Linked DNA regions of Homo sapiens: region 1 is linked to region 2. A link is an interaction called in ENCODE POLR2A ChIA-PET data of the cell type or tissue named here. Cell type or tissue: PC-9. All regions are shown on one strand. Each heading gives the region's core, and the rest is flanking DNA. Links, peaks and the distances in the headings are about the cores only. Region 1 overlaps LOC124907871 (a long non-coding RNA gene). Region 2 has its middle 5.6 kb from the start of NT5DC4.

Region 1 (5,382 bases), core at 125-5,124, 100 kb after region 2:
CCTATGCTTCTGACTGATGGCTATAAATCTGGGTTTGCTTCCCTCGGGTTCCGTGAATTTGCTAGAGCAGCTCACAGAACTCAGGAAAACACTTAAGTTTACCAGTTTATTCTAAAAGATATTACAAAGGATACAGATGAACACCAGATGAAGAGATGCGCAGAGCAAAGCATGTGAGAAGGGGTGTGGAGCTTCCATGCCCCTCTGGGGCACCACCCTCCAGGAACCTTCATGTGTCCAGCTATCTGGGAGCCCTTCCAAACCCTGTCCTTTTTGGGTTTTTAAGAGTGGCTTTATTACGTACACATGATTGACCGAACCATTGGCCATTGGTGACTGACACAACCTTCAGCCCCTCCACTCCCTCCAGTGGTTGGGGAGTGGGGCTAACAGTCTCAAGTCTCCAATCCTGCCTTGGTCTTTCCTGTGACAAACCCCATCATGAAGCTACTGCATTGGGGCTGCCAGCCAGCAGTCATCTATTAGCATGCAAAAGACACTCTTATTATTCCAGAGATTCCAAGGGTTTTTAAAAGCTGTATGTCAGGAAACAGGAGATGAAGAACAAATATATATTTCACAACATCACACTCGTTGGGGGAATTGACAGGATAGCAAAACTGATTAAAGGAGGATAGGAGAGACTGAGATATATATTTCCATATATATATATAGAGAGAGAGAGATATTTCCATATATATATATATAGAGAGAGAGAGAGAGAGAGAGAGAGAGATGATGCAGATATACATATACATATAATCAGTGGAATAAAAAGTGCTGGAATGAGAAGCAAAGTTAGCTGCATGCAGTGGTTTGTGCCTGTAATCCCAGCTATGCAGTAGGCTAAGGTGGGAGAGTCACTTGAGGCCAGGAGTTCAAGACCAGCCTGGGCAACCTAGTGAGACCCTGTCTCAAATTTATTAAAAAATATATATTTTTAAAAGAAGCATAGTTATATACAAATTAGGGCAATAATATTAATTTGTTAAAAAATGAAGCAAAGTTACATACAAAACAGGACAATAATATAACAGTTGGGTTTATCTTTTCTACTGAACAGAAATAATTTTATATTCTGGTGAATAAAAATTACTTGCCACTCATCAATCTTCTGCAAGTTAACAAGTAACTCTACAGAGCCTTGTGTTCAATCAATGGTAAACAGCAAGTCAAACAAAAATACTTTCCTTTACAGAAGGGGTCAGCAAACTATGGCCCATGGGTCAGCTCTGGCCTCTTGCCTGTTTTTGTAATCAAGATTTACTGGAACACAGCCACACTCATTTGTCATGTGTTGTCTGTTGGCTGCTTTCATGTTGTAATGGTGGTTGAGTATTTGTGACAGAGACCTCATGCTCTTCACGCTGAAAAGATTTACTATCTGATCTTTTACAAAAAAAAATTTGTGGACTCCTGCCTGAGAGCATCAGATGCCCCTTGGGCAGGCAGCTTAGACACTAAAAAGGCACACCTACTCTCTTTGCCTTTTCCTCACATTTGGATAATTTTTAACACAGTGTTTTGGCCTTTTCCTTCTTATGTCTGCTGTCATAAGGGCAGTTCTGCCTTAGTCAGTCTAATTGTTTAGACTTTTGTGATGCTAAATCTGTAAAAATGCAGGGATCCAGCCTGGGTGCAGTGCCTCACACTTGTAATCCCAGCACTTTGGGAAGCCGAGGCAGGAGGATCACTTAAGCCCAGGGGTTCTAGACCAGCCTGGGCAACCTGGCAAGACCGTGTCTCTACAAAATAAAAGAAAAAAATTAGCTAGGCATGGTAGCACATACCTGAACTCCCAGCTACTGGGGAGGCTGAGGCAAGAGAATTACTTGAGCCCAGGAGGTTGAGGCTGCAGTGAGCCATGATCATGCCACTGCACTCCAGCATGGAAGACACAAGACCCTGTCTCAGGAAAACAAAAAACAAAAAACAACTAGGGATCTGGGACATGGAGTAGGGATTTTTTTTTTTTTTAATTTAAATCAGAGCAGCCTCCATTCCACAAAATTGAATAAAAGTTCGCTGGGGCAGGGATTTTAACAGGGAGTTTGGAAGAGAAAGGTGGAGACAGCAGTAAGGAAAATGGATATGAGAGAAAAAGAGAATATTAAGAAATGTTGCTTGGACAATGTACAATTTTCATGGAGTTTGTGGAAATAAGCAAAGGATCAGAATTATTTTAAATTGCTTTTTTTTTTTCTTTTTCGGAGCCAGAACGTGTGTGCATGTGTGAATGTGTGTGTAAGTGTGAGCGTGTGGTGGGTGGGTGGATGTTTTCCTGACTGGAACTCAGTGCTGAAACGGGCCTCACAGTTGCTCATCGTCAGGGATACAGAGGATCCAACAAGGATGAAGTACGCAAGGATTGTCAACCTGTGGGGGATGACTGGCCGCACAGCCCCATGAAGACCACCTGGGCAGCTCCTCTCTCAGGCCTTCTGACTTGAAGAATGGCCAGCTCCTGTGGGGTCAATACAAGAATAACTTATGTGCACAGAAAGAATATTTACAATTACTTGAGCTTAAATTTATGTAATTAAATTTATTATAATTATAAATTTAAAAACATAATTTTCTTTTTCTTTTTCTTTTTTTGAGACAGGGTCTCACTTTGTAGCCCCTGCTGGAATGCAGTAGTACAATCTCAGCTCTCACCGCAGCCTTGACCTCCTGGGCTCAGATGATCCTCCCACCTCAGCCTCCCGAGTAGCTGGGACCACAGCTGTGTGCTACCACACCTGACTAATTTTTTTTTTTTTTTTTGAGGCAGAGTCTTGCTGAGTCGCCCAGGCTGGAGTGCAGTGGGACTATCTCAGCTCACTGCAATCTCCGCCTCCCAGGTTCAAGTGATTCCCCTGCCTGAAGCCTCCCGAGTAGCTGGGATTGCAGGTGTCCGCCACCACACCCAGCTAATTTTTTTGTATTTTTAGTAGAGATGGGGTTTCATCGTGTTGACCAGGCTGGTCACGAACTCCTGACCTCAAGTGATCCTCCCGCCTTGGCCTCCCAAAGTGCTGGGATTACAGGCATGAGCCACTGCACCTGGCCTAATTTTTTTATTTTTAGTAAAGATGAGGTCTGTGTTGACCAGACTGGTCTTGAACTCCTGGGCTCAAGCAATCCTCCTGTCTTGGCCTCCCAAAGTGCTGGGATTACAGGTGTGAGCCACCCTGCCTGGCCCCTAAATTTTCTTCATGCTTTAAGTTCAACTTACAAATCTTACTATCCTATTTATAAGGCCTCTTTTTAATACAACAAAGAGAAAAGCCACTTTTCTTTGAATCAGTGTTCAGTTATGCCATTGCTTTACATCACCAACCTAAATCACAAACAGAGAGAGGCTCTCTAAAAGAAAATGATGTTTGTTTGGGAATAGAGCATTGCAACAGGAATATGCACTTCATAGTAAACTCTGTGCATATTCAGGGTAAGTAAAGAAGACAAAGGTTTTTACAGGAAGACAAAAGTTTTCAAAAGAAAAAAAATGAGCATTACATCACTGTTTTGAAATAGTTATGCTGGGCTACTAAGATCAATAACAAAGATATTGCCAGTCTGAGGTTGGACAGGCAGTTGCTGGGCACATGTCCTTTTAAAGTAGTATTTTTTGTGTAAGGTTGCAATGGCCTTTGTGCAAGGTTTTGTTTTTTGCAGAGTCTTTTTCATGATCAGGGATACAAGTGTGAGAACTCTTTCTTCATGGCCTTCCCTGGCTCCATTTATCAGGGTTTTCTTAACATTAGTGTCTCCATTTTGATTTTCACAACTTTAACACCATATTAAATCCTCCTAAATACTTAACTCTCTTTTCTAGCATAGTTAATTGAGTTCCCTTAAATATTTTAAACTACAAATTTGATATATCTGATTCTTTCAAACACTGCAAGTGCCTGCCAAGGCAGACTTAAAAATCTGATGAATAAAATCTTTCTAGCCATCTAAGCAATCCCTAAAACTCCAAAAAAAAAGAAAATTAAAAAAAAATGTAGTAAATCAGACTCAAAATTCACACACCTTTTACAAACTTAACCACATTGTTTTAGACATTTCAAATTAAAATAGAAGTCTAATGTCAATTACACATTTCAAATTGGAATTACAAGGTAATATTTTATATTCTTTAATGTGCAGAATTGTCTCAGACACATTAAATAACAAAGGCATTACCTGGAGGATTCTAAAACAACACTTATTTGTAAACTTAACACAAAAGCGTTGCTGCAATGGGTTTCCTTTAGGTCATCAGCTCTATGCCTTCCCCCTCCCCGCCCCCGGTGTTGTAAAGCCCTGAACTAAGGGGTGCAAATTGCAGTTAACCACTACAGGTGGTTCCTAGGTCAAAGGTTCTGACACTGAGGTTTCTGAGTCAAAGTTTCAAGTACTTGATATGGGCTGTTGGCTAGTGACTCTGAGACAGGATCATTGGTCTACACTAGCCACAGGGTAACACACTGAGTCATTCTCAGAGTTGGGATCAGGCTCCTAAGTCAGCGAGAGGTCCTAAGACTTTTTAGTTGTGAGTTGGTTTTGTAACCACGTCCCATGAATACCTTTTAAATGTCATGCTTACCTATTTTATCTTATCTGCTTTCAACTTTTTCCATCTGATTTATGTAGGTACAATTTTGCACCTCCTATCTGGTTTGTAGTTAATATCTTTTATTGCTTTATCCTACTCAACTAATTTTTTTAGTGCCTGTTTTTTTTTTTTTTAATGTGTGTTGATGACTACAATTCTAAACTCATTCTACTGATTCATGGGTGCTTTAAAATCTGAGCAGTCTTTCGCATTTACTGCCTGTGATGGCCCATCCCACCAGCTAAAGTGTGTGGCCACTGCTTACAGCACCATGTGATAACGAGTAAGGGAGAGATGCCGCCCAGACTCTTCTAGGAGCAGCCAGTAGGACCTTCCAGGGGTTGCAAGCAAACCACAGCAATATGTGGAGTGTGGCAGAGGATGGCCCCAAGAGGATGTGGCAGCGGCTAGTGCAGCTCAGCTTAGTCTGAGAGGAAATGCTGGAGAGGAGAGCCCAGTCTGTACAGGCATGACAGCCACAAGGACTTCAACAGCTAACATGGCTGAGTGGACTTTATGTGCTATCTCATTCAGAAAACAGGAGCAATCAGAAAGGAGTCACCTCCTATTTGTACCCCAGGAATTGCTAACCTACTTGCATCTGAATGATGTCCATCACTTCCCTTCATCACCTCCTCTGGGGGCTCTGCAAGGATTTGACTCCTGCATTAGTGATCTGTCTCACCTACGTTGTGATTCACATGAACTTACTAATGTGCTATGTGACAACTACCATCTTAAACACAAAAACCCTCTTTTGATTCTGTGGCTCCCTCCAGCTACCCCTGCATTTCTCTGTC
Region 2 (5,382 bases), core at 219-5,218:
CTGTTCAGCTTTCAAAAGAGAGTGGGCATCACCTTCTCCTGGAACTGTCTTCACCCCGGACCCCTACAAAGGCCAGGTTTTTGGTGAAATACAACTCTCCTGTTGATGTCCTGCTTCTATATTTTACGCCCAAAGCCCCGTGACTGTAATGCGGCCAGGGAGATCGACCCTTCTTGCACAGGGGATTAGGTCACTCTCCCTCTTGCCACTTTCCACATATGGTCTGTCACCTACAAGATAAAGTCCCTGGAGAGCCACTGCAGCATGCCCCAGCTCACCCCTCATGCCCTTCTGCTGCCTTCCCAGTCACGTGTGCCCCCCTCCGGCCAGGCCTGTCTGCTTGCGATTCCTGCCCACTGGCCAGTCTGTCGCTCAGCACCATTCGTGGACACCCTTGCATGAGTGCGGCTCCACCTGCCCTTGCCTGGTGGCTTATCCTTCAAGACTTCCTTCTCCGGAAAGCACTCCCTGATCCCCCTGGGTGCTCAAGGACATGGGCTCATCTTTTCACTGTTTCCTAGTAACATGTGTTTTCTGTCTCCTCCTGTACTGTGAACTCACTAAAGGACAAGTGACACATCTTACTCATAGTTTTGAACCCAGCTTCCAGCGTGGGCGTGGCGGAGGCAGATGCGTAATCAATGCATGTTGTCTGACTAGGATGGTTTATGAATAGGAGCTGCCTGGAATGCGCAGATCTCAGACTCCCACCAGCTTCCCCTTGCCTCTGAACTCTGCCCTGGCCCCTCCTCATCCCTTCCACATCCTGCTGTGTAGATACTCGTCCCTTCCGACTCTGAAGGTTGCAGGGAGGGGGCCCGTGGCTCTCTGTGGGAGAGGTGCCCCAGCTTTGGCTCTCGGCCTCCCCTGGCTGAACCTCAGTGGGAGCTGAGCAGGTTTGCCGTGGCCTTGGATGCCCTTCCTTCTGCCCCAGATCTTGCTTCGGTGCTCTCCTGCAAATCCCTGCCCTCTGCTGCTGGACTAGAGGCCTCCAGCACCCTCCCTGACATGTTCCTCCAGGAGAGGACACAGCTGTCTCCTGAGACTCCGGTGCCCTCCACCTCCGCGATCCTCAGATGCTTCCCTGGGGAGACACGACCTGTCAGGACTGCACAGCTGCTGAGATGAGGGACCCCTTGCTGTTCCAATTTAGGAGTAAATAAGGCTTCGCCCCCTCAGGGGTTAAAGAGGAGTCCCAAGAGCCTTGCACTGATGGCACTTTGGGGGAACTCTTGGCTCCTGGTCTCCCCTGCCTTCTCTGGGCTGTGTAATGACATTCTTGTCCCCACCTCTCTTCCACCTTTCCCTGAAACTGCAGGCTCCAAGGGCTCCAGCCCAAGCTTGGGGTCAGTGTCTGGCATGCCCTCTGCCCGGCCCTGGTCCCAGCATGCCCACCCAGGTCACACAGGCGCACCCCGTTACCCACCCACCCACCCACGCTCACACATGCATGCAGGCCATCATACAAGCTGACAGCCACACTCATGCACATGTGTGCACCTGCTCACGTGTGCACATATATCCACACTCACACATCCCCCACTCACAGATGGACTTACACACGCACCACAAACTCTTAGCAATGTCCATTGTTTTGATGGAAGGAGAGACAGGTTTTTGGAAATTTCCTAATCTCTTACCCCAAATCTCTCCCTCCATGACCCTGAGCCCCAAAAAGTGGCCAGCATTTGCCCTGGGTAAGGTAGAATTGAATCTGGACAATGGTGCCCCATGTCCCTGACTCATTCTCTGACCCCAGCCAGTAGAGACCACCCTTTGGTCACAGACTGGTCGGAGTCCCTCCCCAGCCAGCCTAGAACATGCCTTTTAGCAGTGTGGCCACATCAGAGGGGAGCAGACACCTGGGGACCATAGCATGGTTCAACGGCCATTGCCCTCAGGGCAGGTCCCATCCTTTGCTGTCCCGTGTGGTTCGTTTTCTTTCTGCCTCCCAGCACTGGGCTCCTTGCTGGCTATGTGAAATTCCTTTCTCTTCTAGACTAACTAATAAAAATCCTGCATTTTCTTTAATACCTCATCCAAGACTCTCCTCTGTTAAAAAGACTCCCTGGTGTACTGGTTAGGTCCCCCGCTCAATCCCTCTGTACCAGCTGCACCTGTGCAAGGAAGGCCCTGTCTGGAAGGAGGTTTCTGGTCACCTCAAGATGGTTTCTCCAAGCTCAGGAGAATGGAAGTTGCCCCATCCCCAGGCCACAGGTTCTGCACTGCTAAAGCTGTGGTGGATGCACTGTGGGGATCTGGAATTTTGCCTCTTACAGAAGGTGAGGGGAGACAGCCACGCCCTGCACTTGGTCCCTGCCCCACCATGCACCCCGGTTCTGGTGACCTCTTTGAGTGCAGGCAGTAGTGAACAGAGCCTGCTTGGCCTTGACACTTTTTTTTTTCAAGAGAATGGGTCTCGCTCTGTTGCCCTGACTGGAGTGCAGTGGTGAGACCATGGCTCACTGCAGCCTCCACCTCCTAGGCACAAGAGATCCTCCCCACTCAGCCTCCTGAGTAGCTGAGACTGCAGATGTGTGCCACCATGGCTAATTTTTTGAAATTTTTAAAGAGATAGGTCTTATTATGTTGCCCAGGCTGGTCTTGAGATTCTGGCCTCTAGTGATTCTCCTGCCTTGGCCTCCTGACTCACTGGGGATTATAGACGTGAGTCACCGTGCCCGGCAACACTTTTTAAATGGATACAGTCTAGGTAGAAGAATCAAGAGGAATGCTGGCTGGGTTGGTCCTGTTTCCACCTCCCTGTAATAAAGGAGAGCTGCCAAACTGGGGGCTCAGAAGAAGGTGGGAGGAAGAGGGGAAGAACTCCAGGATAGCAATAAGGAGGCTGGAAAAGGGGTCTTGGAACATAGACCTTCTTTTTTTTTTTTTTTTTTTTTTAGCTTTACACATTTTTTAACTTTACTCCAAAAGTGATATATTTTTATAAAAGTAATTTGTGCTTAATACAAAAAGATTAGAAAATAAAATGTGAAAGACAAATATATAAAAATCATCCATAATCCAATCACTGGAAATAAACATTTTGTTGTACATTCTTTAATATCATGTACTATATACATAATCACTATTTATTTGAAAAGTAAAAATAAACCTTTAATTTCTGGTGTGGAGGGCATTAGGTACTCTGAGAGACTCCTCCAAGGTAGAACAGCTAGACTGTAGACAGAACAAAGCAAAACTCATGAGCTGATTACAGAGTTAGTAGTAATGATATTTGGCTACACAGGGGCATGCAGATTGCCCTGCAGTTAGATTTTTTTTTTTAAATAACACTATAACAGGAAAACTGAGTCTTAAACTAGCATCAAAGTGTTAGTGTTTTAACTGTAACTCATTAAGCCAGGACATCAAGGATGGCTGAAGTTGTTATAAGTTCAGAAAGAAATCAAAGATTTCAGCAGAAGTAGACAAAAATCAACTCTACAAAAACAGTGATCTAATTTAAGCCATATAATTTGCACAGATGAAGGTCAAGCACCAAACTCACAATCAAGGACAATCCCAACATGTTAAAAAGGCAAGTCAGCATTTTTTTATGTTTTTTTTTTGCATCTTTTTTTTAAATTTTATTTTTTATTATTATACTTTAAGTTTTAGGGTACATGTGCACAACGTGCAGGTTTGTTACATATGTATACATGTGCCATGTTGGTGTGCTGTACCCATTAACTCATCATTTACATTAGGTATATCTCCTAATGCTATCCCTCCCCCCTCCCCCCACCCCACAACAGGCCCCGGTGTGTGATGTTCCCCTTCCTGTGTCCATGTGTTCTCATTGTTCAGTTCCCACCTATGAGTGAGAACATGCAGTGTTCGGTTTTTTGTCCTTGTGATAGTTTGCTGAGAATGATGGTTTCCAGCTTCATCCATGTCCCTACAAAGGACATGAACTCATCACTTTTTATGGCTGCATAGTATTCCATGGTGTATATGTGCCACATTTTCTTAATCCAGTCTATAATTGTTGGACATTTGGGTTGGTTCCAAGTCTTTGCTATTGTGAATAGTGCCACAATAAACATATGTGTGCATGTGTCTTTATAGCAGCATGATTTATAATCCTTTGGGTATATACCCAGTAATGGGATGGCTGGGTCAAATGGTATTTCTAGTTCTAGATCCCTGAGGAATCGCCACACCGACTTCCACAATGGTTGAACTAGTTTACAGTCCCACCAACAGTGTAAAAGTGTTCCTATTTCTCCACATCCTCTCCAGCACCTGTTGTTACCTGACTTTTTAATGATCGCCATTCTAACTGGTGTGAGATGGCATCTCATTGCGGTTTTGATTTGCATTTCTCTGATGGCCAGTGATGATGAGCATTTTTTCATGTGTTTTTTGGCTGCATAAATGTCTTCTTTTGAGAAGTGTCTGTTCATATCCTTCGCCCACTTTTTGATGGGGTTGTTTGTTTTTTTCTTGTAAATTTATTTGAGTTCATTGTAGATTCTGGATATTAGCCCTTTGTCAGATGAGTAGGTTGCAACATAGACCTTCTTTTTAAGAAATTTTGAAATTTGGAAGTAACTTCAAGTTTATGAAAAGTTTAAAGGTAAAAAATAGTACACAGACTGTCCTTACAGGCTTTACCAAGATGTACCTGTTGCTAACATTGTACTCTGTTTGCTTTGTTGTTTGTCCCCTGCTCTATATGAACACACATGGGTATGTATGTATGTATGTGTATGTATGTATATGTGTGTATGTATGCATGTATGTGTCCATCTGTCTGTATGTATGTGTATACACACAATTATTTTTCCTGAACCACTTGAAGGTAATTTACACTTATCATGAGCTTTATCCTAAATTCTTTAGTGAGTATTTCCCAGGAATAGGGATATTTTCTTACATTACCACAATATAGTCATCAAGTTCACAGGTTTACATTGAGACAGAACTTTCATCTAACCCACCACCCACACTGCAATCTTATTTGTTGACCCCATCATGTCCTTGGCACTATATGTGCCTGCAGTACAGGATTCTGCGTAGGCTTGAATATTGCGTTCATTCACCGTGGCTCTTTAGCCTCCTGTAATCTGGAACATTTCCTCCACCTTTCTTTGTCTTTAACGACATTGAAAAGTCAAGGGACTTTTGTGATGGGCCATGGGCAGAGGCGGTTTTGCCTACCGATTAAGAATACGGATGCTGGCACCCAGCTGCCTGGGCTCAGTCCCACTCTGCCATTTATCAGCCTGGTAAGTGTGGGAGAGTTGCTTAACCCTTCTGTGCCTCAGTTTGATCATTCATGAATCCAGTGAACAGTTAGCCTGTCTCGTGGGGCTGTTAGGAGGCTTGGCACACAGTAAAAATGGGCAACCATTTGCTTATTGTTATGGTGGCAAG

Evidence for each region. ChIA-PET counts read pairs that join two places held together with the same protein. Peaks named below come from ENCODE experiments on the same cell type or tissue, not always from the same donor. Only the 100,000 strongest peaks of a DNase experiment are listed, where the experiment ranks them.
Region 1: POLR2A ChIA-PET joins it to region 2 with 5 read pairs; 4 of 35 experiments call an interaction of 5 or more read pairs at or near these places.

Annotation. Positions count from the first base shown.
Region 1 is chr2:112,816,977-112,822,358 of GRCh38, forward strand. It overlaps LOC124907871 (a long non-coding RNA gene), which reads right to left. Exons shown (of 2, transcript XR_007087195.1): 2 at 93-2,464. Among named protein-coding and RNA genes, the nearest start is that of IL1B, 17 kb to the right of the region's middle. RefSeq lists an enhancer at 1,096-1,390. In PC-9, for the core only: no CTCF peak of the experiment used is centred there; no DNase peak of the experiment used is centred there.
Region 2 is chr2:112,712,758-112,718,139 of GRCh38, forward strand. No RefSeq gene overlaps it. Among named protein-coding and RNA genes, the nearest start is that of NT5DC4, 5.6 kb to the right of the region's middle. In PC-9, for the core only: no CTCF peak of the experiment used is centred there; a DNase peak (open chromatin) is centred at 2,674.